2 separate regions of the Homo sapiens genome follow, and region 2 is linked to region 1. Evidence: chromatin contacts called from ENCODE Hi-C or POLR2A ChIA-PET data. All regions are on one chromosome and are shown on one strand. The core of a region is the stretch at or near the end of the contact, and the rest is flanking DNA. Distances in the headings are between cores, read along the strand shown. Region 1 has its middle 48 kb from the start of CD28. Region 2 overlaps CTLA4 (cytotoxic T-lymphocyte associated protein 4).

Evidence for each region. A loop is a pair of places that touch in the nucleus more often than their neighbours do. ChIA-PET counts read pairs that join two places held with the same protein, here RNA polymerase II (POLR2A). Pooled maps may share reads with other maps.
Region 2: a map with no recorded cell type shows a loop between it and region 1 (11-fold over the local background). The contact joins two enhancer-like sites. A Hi-C loop is called at or near these places in 1 of 168 maps with a recorded cell type or tissue (dorsolateral prefrontal cortex), 3 of 37 single-sample maps with no recorded cell type and 7 of 50 pooled maps. POLR2A ChIA-PET finds 5 or more read pairs at or near these places in 1 of 52 experiments (activated naive CD4-positive, alpha-beta T cell).

The regions. Positions count from the first base shown.
Region 1 is chr2:203,654,590-203,662,251 of GRCh38, forward strand. No RefSeq gene overlaps it. Among named protein-coding and RNA genes, the nearest start is that of CD28, 48 kb to the right of the region's middle. Within about 2 kb of position 4,947, at least 2 of the 41 ENCODE cell types and tissues checked have a DNase peak (open chromatin) inside an H3K27ac peak, as active enhancers do.
Region 2 is chr2:203,869,419-203,877,080 of GRCh38, forward strand. It overlaps CTLA4 (cytotoxic T-lymphocyte associated protein 4), which reads left to right. Exons shown (of 4, transcript NM_005214.5): 2 at 1,168-1,515; 3 at 1,960-2,069; 4 at 3,290-4,547. The coding sequence ends at 3,394. Among named protein-coding and RNA genes, the nearest start is that of CTLA4, 5.5 kb to the left of the region's middle. RefSeq lists an enhancer at 2,036-2,145 and a silencer at 2,366-2,455. Within about 2 kb of position 2,238, at least 2 of the 41 ENCODE cell types and tissues checked have a DNase peak (open chromatin) inside an H3K27ac peak, as active enhancers do.

The DNA of each region.
Region 1 (7,662 bases), core at 3,697-6,196:
AAATACTACAGCATTCATTTTCCTCAAGTTTCTTAGTATCATAGGCAAATGTAAATCCTGGGTAGTTTGGAGAAATGAATCAAAAAGAAGGAATGAATAAAACACAACAAATTTCATTCAGAATAAGCCTGTGCCTAATGCTTACGTGCAGTGTGGGTAGGGCATAGCTACTTTATTCAAATTATTTGTTGAAGGTCTACCATCTACCTAATCTATATTCTAGTTTCTGAGGATAAAACAGTGAACAAGACAGATCAGTTTCTGCTGTCGCTGATCTTAAATTTTAGTGGGAAGGGCAAATGACAAACAATATACAAATGAATATATAACATGCCAAATAAGGAGGGAATCGAGAGTAATGAAGTGGGGAGGGAGCCACAAGTGCTAATTCATAACTGGTAGGTGGGGAAAAATTTCTGATAAGGCGACATTTGAACAGGGAACTGGTGAGCCATGTGGGTGTCTGTGGCAACTGTACTCCAGGCTGAAGAACATCACAGGCAAAGACCCTGAGGAGGCAGCACAGTGGGCACATTCAAGAGCAGCAGGAAGACCATTATCTTCCTGGCTGGATCAAAGTGAGCCAAGAAAGCACTGGAAGGTGATAAGATGAGGGTGCAGGGAAATCATGTGGGTCCTTACAGACTGAGGTGAGAATTTGGCTCTTATTCTGAGTAAGAGGAATCTACTGGAGGATTTTGAGCAGAGGAATGACATGATCAGGCGTACGTTTTTGGCTATCGTGTGGAAGACATGGTGGGTGGGAAAGTGGGTAGGAGGCTATTTTGATCATTGAAATGAGAGCTCATGGTGGTCTGCACCAGGATAATAGCAGTGACAGTGATGAGAGGTGGTCAGACTCTGGATGTATTTTGAAGACAGAGTTGACATGCTTTGCTGCTGGACTGAACGTGGAGTGCGAAAGAAAGAGAGGAGTCAGGCCGAGGCAGTGGCTCATGCCTGTAATCCCAGCACTTTGGGAGACGAAGGCAGGTGGATCACTTGAGGTCAGGAGCTTGAGATCAGCCTGGGTAACATGGTGAAACCCCGTCTCTACTAAAAATACAAAAATTAGCCAGGTGTGGTGGTGCGTGCCTGTAGTCCCAGCTTCTCTGGAGGCTGAGGCATGAGAATTGCTTGAACCTGGGAGGTGGAGGTTGTAGTGAGCCAAGATCGCACCACTGCATTCCAGCCTGGGTGACAGAGCGAGACTCTGTCTCAAAAAAAAAAAAAAAAAAGAGGAGTCAAAGATGACTCCAATGTATTTACCACTTAGTGACCAGAGAAAGGCTATTTCCCTGGGCCTTTCTAGATGAGAACTGTGGGTGGGATTGTGGAGATAGGAATGAGGGCACAGGGAGACAGGCTATGCATAGAATGGGGATTTCGGTGGGTTGTTTCTTGGTGCATAATTATAAACTGTTTTGCTGTCAGCTACATATTTGGTGTCCTTAGTCTGTAATGATGTTTGGGAAGCCTCAAACCAAACCAAAGCATTTCCTCTGCCATCATGGGGGCCGTTTTAATTGCTCCAGTAGAGAGAAAAATCTTTGTTTAAACAATTGGAAGACAGGCCAAGAAGCTTGAAGTCTTTTTTATGGAAGAGGGAGGGCCAGTTTGAAATTTGCAAAATTCGGAAAGACTGGGGAAAAAACCCACATATTTGTTCACCTTCCCTTTCAACATTAGAATTAGCCCAGCTAAGCTTAAAGGAGGTGGTGTTTAGGCAGTGAACAGGCATTACTGTTTTACACAGCAGGTAATAAATAGATAGAACTCTGTACTCCAAGGATGATATAGATTGAAAATATAAATGTACTTGATAAGTGTTTAGAAAACTTGCAGCTAGTATATATAATAAATTATTGTATAAACTAGGGATTCAGTTATACTCTACCAAAATTTATTGAATGTGTACTTTGGGTATATTATTATGCTAACTGCTATGGCAGATATAGTAATGAATAAAATACAGTCCTGTTGCTCAAGAGTTTCTAATCAATAGGAATGACAACATGCCTCTAAGTATAAAAATTCAGACTCCTCTACACTATGGTAGATTGATTGCATTAACGGCCCCTCCCAGTTTTCACAGCCTTTGCCCTGAACCTTTGTGTTCCCTCCCATTCTGACTCTGGGCTCATTGATGTGACTTGCTTTGGCGCTGGAATGTTAGCAAACATGATGCAAGCAGAGGCTTGAAAAGCGCAGGCGTTTCCTCTTGCCCTCTTGCATGATTGGGTGTGTTCTCTTTTTCACTTCTTCCTTGTCATGAGGACATGACATGCCTGGGCTAACGTACTGCCAATGTGAGGCACATGTGGAGAAGATTCAAGGCCATCCTAAACCCCTCATAGCCCCTGACTCCCAAACACATGAGACAGCTCTGCCAAGATCAGCAGGAGTGTTTCTCAATGCACACTCTGACTGCATATGCCTACATGACCCCAGTTCAAGCCAGAGGAACCATTCTGCTGACCCACAGATTTATAAGCAAGAATAAATGGCCTTTTGAGATAGGGTCTTGCTCTGTCACCCATGCTGGAGTGCAGTGGTGCAATCATGGCTCACCGTAGCCTTGACCTCCTGGTCTCAAGTGATCCTCCCGCCTCAGCCTCCGGAGTAGCGGGGATTATAGGTGGGTGCCACCACACCAGGCATGGCTATTATTTGAAGCCGCAGTTTTGGGATGATTTTTATGCAGCACCACTGCAGCAGATAACTGATACAGGCACTCAAGACTCTTTGCAACTCGTCCCTGCCTTTCTAGCTTCTTGTCCCGCCTCCCCCATGCCTTTTATTTTATTTTACTGAGACAGGGTTCTCCTCTGTTGTCCAGGCTGGAGTGCAGTGGCACGATCTTGGCTCACTGTAACCTCTGCCTCCCGGGTTCAAGCGATTCTCCTGCCTCAGCCTCCTGAGTAGCTGGCATTACAGGCACCTGCCACTATGGCTGGCTAATTTTTTTGTATTTTTAGTAGAGATGGGGTTTCACCATGTTGTCCAGGCTGGTCTCGAACTCCAGACCTCAGGTGATGCACCCGTCTCGGCCTCCCAAAGTGTTGGGATTATAGGCTTGAGCCACAGTGCCTGGCCCCCTATGTACTTTATACTTCAGGCAACTGAGTTACCTGAATTCCTGAAATGGAACATGGTTTCTCATGCCTTTCCATATGTGATGTTTTACTTCTGAAATGTTCTTCACGCCTATCTCTGTCTGGACAACTGTTCTTTCTTCAATTCCAGTGTTGCTCCTCTGGAAAGTCATCCTGACACCCCAGGCTGGGTTCAGTGCCCCTTCCCTGTATCTGTAGCACAGAATGCACACATGGTTACAATTTTTTTTTTTTTTTTTTGAGACAGAGTCTTGCTCTGTCACCCAGGCTGGAGTGCAATGGCATGTCTTGGCTTACTGTAACCTCCGCCTCCCGGGTTCAAGCGATTCTCCTGCCGCAGCCTCCCAAGTAGCTGGGATTGCAGGTGCCTGCCACCATGCACAGCTAATTTTTGTATTTTTAGTAGAGACAGGGTTTTGCCATGTTGCCCAGGCTGGTCTCGAACTCCTGACCTCAGGTGATCCGCCTGCCTCGGCCTCCCAAAGTGCTGGGATTATAGGCATGAGCCACCGCACCTGGCCACGGTTATAATTTAGTATGCTAAGCATTCTCTATCCCCAAGAAGCAGAAGTTCCCGAAAAACAGGGACTGTGTATTCTCTACATCCTGAATACAAGGTTTGACGCAACATAGACTCTCCACACACATTTGCAAGTTTGCAAAGACATTTCTTTACCTTAATGTCACTGAGTTCTAAGTCTCATAGAGAAAGGAGAGATTTCTAAGAGAACAGGGAAGTTTTCACAGAAGAGGCAGAATTTGAAATGTTCCTTAGTTTTAATGGGTGGAGAGGGTTCCAGAGTTGGAGAAGAACATTTTGGGTAGAAGTAACACCCATAGACAGTGGCAATGTGGTACTCTGGTAGTTGAAGCATCCAGTATTATTGCAGTGAAGAATTCATGAGCAGGTGCAGTCAGAGGCAGGCCATTTTGTAGGGGCTTGAATAGCATCTTAAGGTATTGGGTCTTCATTTTGCAGGGCAGTGACACCATAAAGAACCATATTTTCAAGGGTTACTTTGGAAGCAGTGTATAGGGTATATTGGGGGTCAGGAAAGAAGGAGACTGGATATGTAGAACCATCTCTTGACTTTTGGAACAATCCAGACAGAAGGCAATAGTGAAAGTGAGAACGTGTAAAAAGAACATATAGAAGCTGGGCGTGGTGGCTCACGCCTGTAATCCCAGCACTTTGGGAGGCTGAGGTGGGCGGATCATGAGGTCAGGAGTTCAAGACCAGCCTGGCCACTGTGGTGAAACCCTGTCTCTACTAAAAATATAAAAATTAGCCGGGAATGGTGGCTCACGCCTGGAGTCCCAGCTACTGGGGAGGCTGAGGCAGGAGAATTGCTTGAACCCAGGAGGCGGAGGTTGCAGTGAGCTGAGATCGCACCATTGACTCCAGCCTGGGCGACAGAGTGAGACTTCATAAAAAAAAAAAAAAAAAAAAAAAAAAACTTTGGGAGGCTGAAGCGGGCAGATTACCTGAGGTCAGGAGTTTGAGACCAGTCTGGCCAACATGGTGAAACACCATCTCTACTAAAAAAAAATACAAAATTAGCCAGGTGTGGTGGTGAGTGCCTGTAATCCCAACTACTTGGGAGGCTGATGCAGGAGAATCACCTGAACCCAGAAGGTGGAGGTTGCAGTGAGCCAATATTGCACCATTGCACTCCAGCCTGGGTGATGGACGAAACTCTGTCTAAAAAAAAAAAAAAAAAAAAGAACATATAGGACATTGTAACTAAATGTGGGAAATGAGAAAGAGAAGATAATTGAAGATGACTCCTAGATTTTTTTTCCTAGTGTCTGGAAAAGAGGAACAGGCTTGAAAGGAAGGTTAAGTGGAGTTTGGACATACTGAGTTTGAGATGTATGTCAGCGGAGATCTCTAGCAGGCAGTGAACAATATGAACCTGGAGTTCAAATCAGAACTGGCACACTTGGGGATCTTTTACCTATAAAGGATCTTCAAAAATGAGGCCCAGAGAGATAAGAAGCCTGAGAGTAGATCCATATATTATGCTTTATACCCAGGACAAGAAGAGAAAGTAGGGTCTGCAAGGGAGACAGAGATAGATGAAGAAACGAGAGTTAGAAAAGGGGAAGTGACAGACAGTGCAAAGAAGGTCCTAAGAATGGGATGAGGAATCAGTTTCAGACAGGAAGAGAAGCTGATGAGAATGAGGAGTGGGGGAGGGGCCAGTGGATTTGATCATTGAGAGGCCATTGAGAAAAGAATGTTTTGGTCTATAGTTATGGGTTTTGAAGCCAACTTTCAAGGATTGAGCTGGGATAAAGAAGAAGTAGAGGCAGAGAGTGTAGAGTCCAACGGATTTCATAAAGAGAAGAGAGATGAAATAGTAGCCGAGAGTTGAGATAAGACATTTATATGATTTGGGATTTGTGTACATAAATGGGTGGGGGTGGGGTGGGAATGGGGTTGAGATAAGGGAAGACTCAAAAGCTCTCAGAGGAGACGGGAGAAGGTAGCGTTGAGAGCATATAAGGAGGGGTTTGCCTTTAGTAGGGGGAACTGCACTTCTTTTTTCTGAGATGGGAAATAGAGGAGGGATATTTATTTTTTGCCATTATGGGGAACAACGATAGCTTCACACAGGCTATGTTTGGGCTGTACTTAGAGACAAAATATCACACTAGATGATCAGCCACTTGACATGGTATGGCAATTATAATTTTCAAACTGCCTATTTTAGAGGTCATATTTAAAAGAGGAAATGCAAGTATATTAGTCTCTTCAATAACCTACTTGTCTATATGACCAAGAAATGTTAAACTGCCAAGTGGTAAAAATCAAATGTTTGTTCATGGTTTTCTAAAGAGTGGGAAATCAAGCAGATGATATTTATCGAATGCTTGCTTATCTATCAACAACCAGTTTTTTAATGTCTGCAAACATTGAGGGTAATGGAAATGAATAGTAATTTCAGTGCAATGTAGGCACAACCTGTATATGCCCTTTATTTTATTTTAGATGGTGGTTTCACTCTGTCACCCAGGCTGGAGTGCAGTGGTGTAATCATGGCTCACTACAGTCTTTACCTCCTGGGCTCCAGCAATCCTCCTGCCTCAGCCTCCAGAGTAACTGGGACTATAGGTGCGTGCCATTATGCCCAGTTAATTTTTAAATTTTTTGTAGAGATGGGGTCTTGCTATGTTGCTCAGGCTGGTCTTGAACTCCTGTCTTCCTGTGATTCTCCCACCTTGGCTTCCCAAAGTGCTGGGATCACAGGTGTGAGCCACCATGCTTGGCTTCTCTATATCCTTTTTATTTGGAATAAGGACTTTGTAAAATAGAAGAACGTTTCACAAGCAGTTTCAAAAATAGACCCATAACTGTGTATATAAATATCTACTTGCTCATATAATTAAGGCTGCAGCAAATACATGCCCATGAAAATATTTGTATTAAATTGGTAGAAATTTATAAATAATTAAAAAAATTGTTCATAAAATTCTGCTAAATGCAGTTCATGCTTTTATGACAAAAAAAGAATCTCAAGAATTGATCTTTGAACCAAGTCTTTATATAAGGAGCAGTTGAAATGAGGTTTCTCATTGCTATGCTTGCTTGGTTTAAGGTAATTTTAATACTCTTGAGTCTGCCCTAGAAAATGTTTTATTAAAATATTTGGGTGGCCTATTATATTTTTGACTGAGGATGCCAAGATGTGGATGAAAAAAGTCTAAGGACAAACAAGGCTGTGGCAGGTGGTTGCATATTCTTGAGTTGCTTTCATGTCTTGGCAGGAAGTGAACCACCATTCCGCACACATTCTTTGCCTGTTTTCCTTCTGCCCCTGTGCAGACTGTTGATGATGTTCTCTAAGGAGAGGCTGGGATGTTGAGGGTGCTTCTCAGAAGGAAGCCTGCTTTGATCTCTGCTGGACGGACAAGTGACCCTGATCTCTTGGGTCATGTCTCTCTTTGAGGATCCCCAGTTCATATTGGTGTTTGGACAAGGAAAAAACACTGTCCCTGCACTCCCAACTGTGGGGGCCTTGGCTGCATGGCCCAATCCATCAAGATTCCAACACACCCTACTGAAGAGGAAGCCTTACAAATCTGAACTTTGGTTTAGGCAACTAGGAATCAAAGATTTTTTTTTTTTTTTTTTTTTTTTTTTGTGAAACACTTGCCCTTTTTACAAAACGCCTCAAGAAAAATACTTTTAATACTGGAGCCCTATAAACTTAAGAAAATTTGATTTTTTTGATGAGGAAATACCTTGATACCTAAAACAGAGGATACAAGTAACCCTCCCTCCCTAAATATTGTTATTTAATCTATTTAATAATTTTGAATTATCTGGAGATAAGCAAAATGTAAGCAAAAGTAGGAGAGAAAGAAAAAAATACATATATTTGCTTTATGGTTTACAGACAGTAAGATATGGAAATTATTGCTTGGGTATCTATAATTATTAATAAAAATTCCAGGAAATCTATGTAAAAAAAATAGCATACATGACTGCGTGTGGTGGCTCATGCCTGTAATCCCAGCACTTTGGGAGGCCAAGGTGGGT
Region 2 (7,662 bases), core at 988-3,487, 210 kb after region 1:
CTGCTGCCAAACTGTTTTCTCTTCTGAGGACAGATGTCCCGTGCAAGTGGCTTGGTGGAAGGGACTAGTGTCTCTAATATAGGGTGATTTATAAGCAGGAAAGTGTGTCCTAGAAATTCAGACCAGAGTGATAGATTGGAATTGGATCATGGGGGACTCATTGAATGTTATTTATTGTATTTGTTTTTGCGATCAGTGTTAGTAAAGTGTCAAAGGGATTGAGCAGATGAGTGACATCATGCAACACAAGTTTTGAGTTTCACTTGTCAGACTGACTGGAGAGGGGCCTGGTTAGTTACAGGAAGGTAATTTGGCATGCAGCCACTATTTTTGAGTTGATGCAAGCCTCTCTGTATGGAGAGCTGGTCTCCTTTATCCTGTGGGAAAAGAGAACAAAGGAGCATGGGAGTGTTCAAGGGAAGGAGAAATAAAGGGCAGAGAGGCAGCGGTGGTGTCAGGGGAAGCCCACAGGAGTTAACAGCAGGGTTGCCTCAACCTAGAGAGGAAGCGACCTGGTGCCCTCGGCTCTGTGGCTTCCTTCATCTAACAACATCTTCCACTCTACAACAATGCCAGGGAAGGCGGAGGCTGGTACAGTGCATCAAGACACAGCTACTCCTGGGTGACAGAGGTTCAGGGCCAGCTCACTAAGTAGGCAGAAGTTTTTGACATATACTTTGAGAGATAAAGCAAGATTCTGTACCTCAACCTTCAGAATTTCCCCTACCACTCATTATAGTTCCGGAGCTATATAGCTCCTATCATTCTATCATAACCTTAGAATACCAGAGAACATATCATCTCATCTAATTATCTCTTACTATATGTGAAAAAAATGAAGGACATGGGGGAAGTGTGACTTGCCCCAAATCACATATTTCATGGTAGAGCCAGGTCTTCTGTTTGTCATATCAGTGTTCTTCCTGCCACAACCATCTTGAAGAATCTATTTCTCAGTAAGAAAATATCTTTATGGAGAGTAGCTGGAAAACAGTTGAGAGATGGAGGGGAGGCTGGGGGTGTGGAGAGGGGAAGGGGTAAGTGATAGATTCGTTGAAGGGGGGAGAAAAGGCCGTGGGGATGAAGCTAGAAGGCAGAAGGGCTTGCCTGGGCTTGGCCATGAAGGAGCATGAGTTCACTGAGTTCCCTTTGGCTTTTCCATGCTAGCAATGCACGTGGCCCAGCCTGCTGTGGTACTGGCCAGCAGCCGAGGCATCGCCAGCTTTGTGTGTGAGTATGCATCTCCAGGCAAAGCCACTGAGGTCCGGGTGACAGTGCTTCGGCAGGCTGACAGCCAGGTGACTGAAGTCTGTGCGGCAACCTACATGATGGGGAATGAGTTGACCTTCCTAGATGATTCCATCTGCACGGGCACCTCCAGTGGAAATCAAGTGAACCTCACTATCCAAGGACTGAGGGCCATGGACACGGGACTCTACATCTGCAAGGTGGAGCTCATGTACCCACCGCCATACTACCTGGGCATAGGCAACGGAACCCAGATTTATGTAATTGGTGAGCAAAGCCATTTCACTGAGTTGACACCTGTTGCATTGCAGTCTTCTATGCACAAAAACAGTTTTGTTCCTTAATTTCAGGAGGTTTACTTTTAGGACTGTGGACATTCTCTTTAAGAGTTCTGTACCACATGGTAGCCTTGCTTATTGTGGGTGGCAACCTTAATAGCATTCTGACTGTAAAATAAAATGATTTGGGGAAGTTGGGGCTCTCGCTCTGGAGTGCTAACCATCATGACGTTTGATCTGTACTTTTGATATGATATGATGCTCCTGGGGAAGTAGTCCCAAATAGCCAAACCTATTGGTGGGCTACCCATGCAATTTAGGGGTGGACCTCAAGGCCTGGAAGCTCTAATGTCCTTTTTTCACCAATGTTGGGGAGTAGAGCCCTAGAGTTTAAAACTGTCTCAGGGAGGCTCTGCTTTGTTTTCTGTTGCAGATCCAGAACCGTGCCCAGATTCTGACTTCCTCCTCTGGATCCTTGCAGCAGTTAGTTCGGGGTTGTTTTTTTATAGCTTTCTCCTCACAGCTGTTTCTTTGAGCAAAATGGTGAGTGTGGTGCTGATGGTGCACCATGTCTGATGGGGATACCTTTAGTGGTATCAACTGGCCAAAAGATGATGTTGAGTTTAGTGTTCTTGAGATGAGATGAGGCAATAAATGAAGAGGAAGGACAGTGGTAAAGAACGCACTAGAACCGTAGGCATTGGCATTTGAGGTTTCAGAATGACTAATATTTTAGATGAATTTGTTTGACATTGAATGTTCATGTGCTTCTGAGCAGGGTTTCAATTTGAGTAACCGTTGCAATAACATGGGGCAGCTGTTTTGCTCTTTGTCTTCATGACAACTGTACTTAAGCTAACAGCCCTGAAACATGAGATTAGGCTGGGCAGAATGCTGCTAGAGAGGACCACTTGGATGGTCTTTATTCTCCTTCTCCATGTCCCTCTCCATCACCTGGAAGTCACCTCTGGGTGCCACTCTGGTGCCTTCCTTGTCGAAGCTGTAGCTGCTCACATGACACCTATCCCTGTTATCCAGTTTGCTTGACTGGGACGTTTTGCCTTCCCCTTCAGCCAGGAAGTGAAAGTCCCAGTTTTTATTTATCACAGGTGTTGGTATTGGTGGTAGAAGAGGTAGAATTATGGAATCAGGCCTCCTGTCAGGATTTCTTTTTGACAGTCCCTCTCAGACACCTCTGCCTAAGGCCAGCTTTGCCATTACAAACTCTCCCTTCTCCCTCTCTCCCTTCTTCTCTTCCTCTTCCTTCTTCTCGCTCTTTCTCTCTCTCTCTTTCTCCCTCTCTGTCTCTTATACACATACACAAAGATATACTCTATTCCAACATCCTCTACCCAACCTGACAGAGATGTCCTTTGCTGTAGGTTCAGCAGTGGGGATGAGAAATACAGCTCTCAAACAGGATAACTAAAGCTTATTATCTTATCAAGCTTGTTCCCTTGCAGACAAGATTGATCAATTATCATAGGCTTTCTGGGTGTTCTTTCTGAAGCTTTCTCAAAGTCTCTTTCTCCTATCTTCCATTCAAGGCAAATGATTGCCATTTAACATCAAAATCACAGTTATTTATCTAAAATAAATTTTAATAGCTGAATCAAGAAAATCTCCTGAGGTTTATAATTCTGTATGCTGTGAACATTCATTTTTAACCAGCTAGGGACCCAATATGTGTTGAGTTCTATTATGGTTAGAAGTGGCTTCCGTATTCCTCAGTAGTAATTACTGTTTCTTTTTGTGTTTGACAGCTAAAGAAAAGAAGCCCTCTTACAACAGGGGTCTATGTGAAAATGCCCCCAACAGAGCCAGAATGTGAAAAGCAATTTCAGCCTTATTTTATTCCCATCAATTGAGAAACCATTATGAAGAAGAGAGTCCATATTTCAATTTCCAAGAGCTGAGGCAATTCTAACTTTTTTGCTATCCAGCTATTTTTATTTGTTTGTGCATTTGGGGGGAATTCATCTCTCTTTAATATAAAGTTGGATGCGGAACCCAAATTACGTGTACTACAATTTAAAGCAAAGGAGTAGAAAGACAGAGCTGGGATGTTTCTGTCACATCAGCTCCACTTTCAGTGAAAGCATCACTTGGGATTAATATGGGGATGCAGCATTATGATGTGGGTCAAGGAATTAAGTTAGGGAATGGCACAGCCCAAAGAAGGAAAAGGCAGGGAGCGAGGGAGAAGACTATATTGTACACACCTTATATTTACGTATGAGACGTTTATAGCCGAAATGATCTTTTCAAGTTAAATTTTATGCCTTTTATTTCTTAAACAAATGTATGATTACATCAAGGCTTCAAAAATACTCACATGGCTATGTTTTAGCCAGTGATGCTAAAGGTTGTATTGCATATATACATATATATATATATATATATATATATATATATATATATATATATATATATATATATTTTAATTTGATAGTATTGTGCATAGAGCCACGTATGTTTTTGTGTATTTGTTAATGGTTTGAATATAAACACTATATGGCAGTGTCTTTCCACCTTGGGTCCCAGGGAAGTTTTGTGGAGGAGCTCAGGACACTAATACACCAGGTAGAACACAAGGTCATTTGCTAACTAGCTTGGAAACTGGATGAGGTCATAGCAGTGCTTGATTGCGTGGAATTGTGCTGAGTTGGTGTTGACATGTGCTTTGGGGCTTTTACACCAGTTCCTTTCAATGGTTTGCAAGGAAGCCACAGCTGGTGGTATCTGAGTTGACTTGACAGAACACTGTCTTGAAGACAATGGCTTACTCCAGGAGACCCACAGGTATGACCTTCTAGGAAGCTCCAGTTCGATGGGCCCAATTCTTACAAACATGTGGTTAATGCCATGGACAGAAGAAGGCAGCAGGTGGCAGAATGGGGTGCATGAAGGTTTCTGAAAATTAACACTGCTTGTGTTTTTAACTCAATATTTTCCATGAAAATGCAACAACATGTATAATATTTTTAATTAAATAAAAATCTGTGGTGGTCGTTTTCCGGAGTTGTCTTTATCATCCTTGCATTTGAATATTGTGTTCAAATTTTTGATTGATTCATTCAGTATCTGGTGGAGTCTCCAATATTAGAAATACTGGAAACAAACTGAAAAACCACAAAAGGACAAATAATGCTTCATGAGTCAGCTTTGCACCAGCCATTACCTGCAAGTCATTCTTGGAAGGTATCCATCCTCTTTCCTTTTGATTTCTTCACCACTATTTGGGATATAACGTGGGTTAACACAGACATAGCAGTCCTTTATAAATCAATTGGCATGCTGTTTAACACAGGTTCTTCACCTCCCCTTTCTTACCGCCTGCTTTCTCAGCTCAACTATCACAGGCATTACAGTTGTCATGGCAACCCCAATGTTGGCAACCACGTCCCTTGCAGCCATTTTGATCTGCCTTCCTGAAATATAGAGCTTTTCCCTGTGGCTTCCAAATGAACTATTTTGCAAATGTGGGGAAAACACACACCTGTGGTCCTATGTTGCTATCAGCTGGCACACCTAGGCCTGGCACACTAAGCCCTCTGTGATTCTTGCTTAACCAATGTATAGTCTCAGCACATTTGGTTTCCACTTAAGGTTTCCTATTTTTGACCTCCACATCCTGTTATTGTCTTTTGCAGTGATTCTCAGTGTGGTCAGGGACCACCTGTAACTGAATCCACTGGGTCACTTACTAAAAACACCAATTCACACTTATTCCCAGATGCGTTGAATCAGAATCTTTGAGTGGTGGGGCCAGGAGTTTGTATTTCCAAAAATCTTCCCAGTGCTTCTTATACCCATCAAGTTTTGAGAATCACTGCTTAGGCAACTCTGTCTGTGTCTCTTCCTCTGTCTCTCCCCCTTGCTCATTCTCTTGCTTGCTCTTGCTCTCTTTCTCTCTTTCTTGCCCCAGCAAGTGCTAACAAACACACAAGACAGCACATAGTAAGCATTTCAAAAGGGGTTGTTAAAAAAAAACGAATAGGTCTTTCAAAGTAAGGTAATGATTATTACCTAGAATGAGCTCCTTTTCTGTGGAAGACTGTGCTTCTTGCTCTCTAGGCCTTTGGATGGTAGCCATGAAGAAAAACACCAATCAGGAGCCTCAGTGGATAGTATATCATTTCCACTCCTCTAAACATCTTTAGAGAGATTACTCTTTTTCATAGTTGATGGGCAGATCTGAGTGACAGAGAGTGCCTTACACAAGTGATGCCCTCCAGGTACCTTTCAGACACCCTTAGATAATGGACTACTTTATATAAGCTTAATATTTCCTCTGCTATTGCCTAAAATTCTACCATTTGTTGTTCACTGAGATAAGACTTGCCCTCTTCATTCAGTCTCAATCTTATAAAAATAAAATACCCTTTAGCTCAAAAAAGCTTCCCCTATGGCAGAAGAATTGTACAAGAAAGACTATGACCCGGGGTTCCGCTGAAAGGGGAGAAAGCAAATATGAGGGTAAGGGAGTGCATCTGGGCACCAAATGAAAGCCTCTTCTAATTCCCATGTCATTTATGAGAGAAGATTCTATGTCTGTAGTACTCAGAGAGGTGAACTGCCCCCAAATCAGAGGACCAACTGTCACATGGGATTCCAACCTTCATCATCATCTCCATTTCTGGGATCAGGGTCCTGGGGCAGCTCCAAGCCCAAATAATCCATGAACCCAAAAGGGGCTTGGCCTACCATGCAGGGGGAGCCTGGGCGTTGCAACCCTCCTCCTTGGAACCACTTGTCACAGGCAAGACTGTGGATGACAAGGGAGCCGGATAGAGTGGCCAGGGGCTCCAGAGTCAGTTCCTCCTCCAACATGGCTCCTAGCACACGCCTCTGCTCATGTCTCTTCTTCAGCATGGTACTCGCATTCCTGCTACTTCCCATTTCTTCATTTCTCACCTCCAAATATTATAATCCTTCATTGTCACACCCATCAAGACTAATCCCAAATTTTGCCTCCACCGTCAGATTTGCTGACACTTTAAGCTCGTGGATTTCTCCTCTTTTGTTTCATAGCTATACTTGGTTTCACCTCTAATAATTTCAAGCATGCATGTCTTTTCTACCTAGTTAGATCAGGAACTTCTCCAAGACAGGGATAATCACAACTTTAGGCACACAGTAGATGCTCCAATAAATGAATTGAGGAGTTGGGGAACTAGGACATCCAGGACCGTTTTCCATACAGAACCCATCTGTGTTTTCTTAGGCAGTCCCAGCTTAATCTCTTTCCCATTTGATCATCAGAACTTTGTGCAGGTCTACTCATCTTTTGGCTTAAACCTTAAAGACTCTGGACTGTGAGTTCCAGCTGCCTACTCTGTCCCACTCATTCTACTTTGATCTTAATCCAGTCTTACTTCCAATCTTTTTCTTTCTTTGTTGAATTCTTATTTTTATTCTTTTTCTCTTTTGAATTGTTGGTTGTTGCTAAAATTGACTATATTTTTATACCCAGTCTGAGCCTTCTTCCGTATCCACAGTTAATAGTTCATTCAACTTAGTTGGGACTGAGCTCGTGAAACATTGATGTCACTGTGTTGTTAACTGGAGCAAAGCCAGTTGAGAAGTTCAAGACTTTATAAATTTAGTTATTCTTTTGGGAGTTCTCAAAGCAAAGGAGAACATGGCTTTCTCCGGAAAGTTATTCCCATTGCCTTACTTGTTGTTTGCACCTGGTTAGAGCCATGACTCAGGCTCCTTAGAAACCTTGTTTTATTTCATATATATATATTTTTTCTCATCTCAGGTCAATTTTTTCTGTTCAGTCCAGAAACATGACACACCCTATTGGTAAAAAGGGAGGAAAATTTATTCTTTCCTCTTTTATGTTTCCTTGGCTACATGCTGGGATAGGGGCTCATGGTAAGTTTGCCAGATTCAACCAAAAAACGCCACAAAAACAAGAAAACAGGATGCCCTGTATTTTATCTGACAACGCTATCAGCAGGAAAGCTTATGCTTCTAATGCAGTGTGAATAAAAAGTGTACTAGAGGCTGGGTGCAGTGGCTCACACCTGTAATCCCAGCACTTTAAGAGCTGAGGTGGACAAATCACTTGAGGTCAGGAGTTTGAGACCAGCCTGGCCAACATGGTGAAACCCTGTGTCTACTAAAA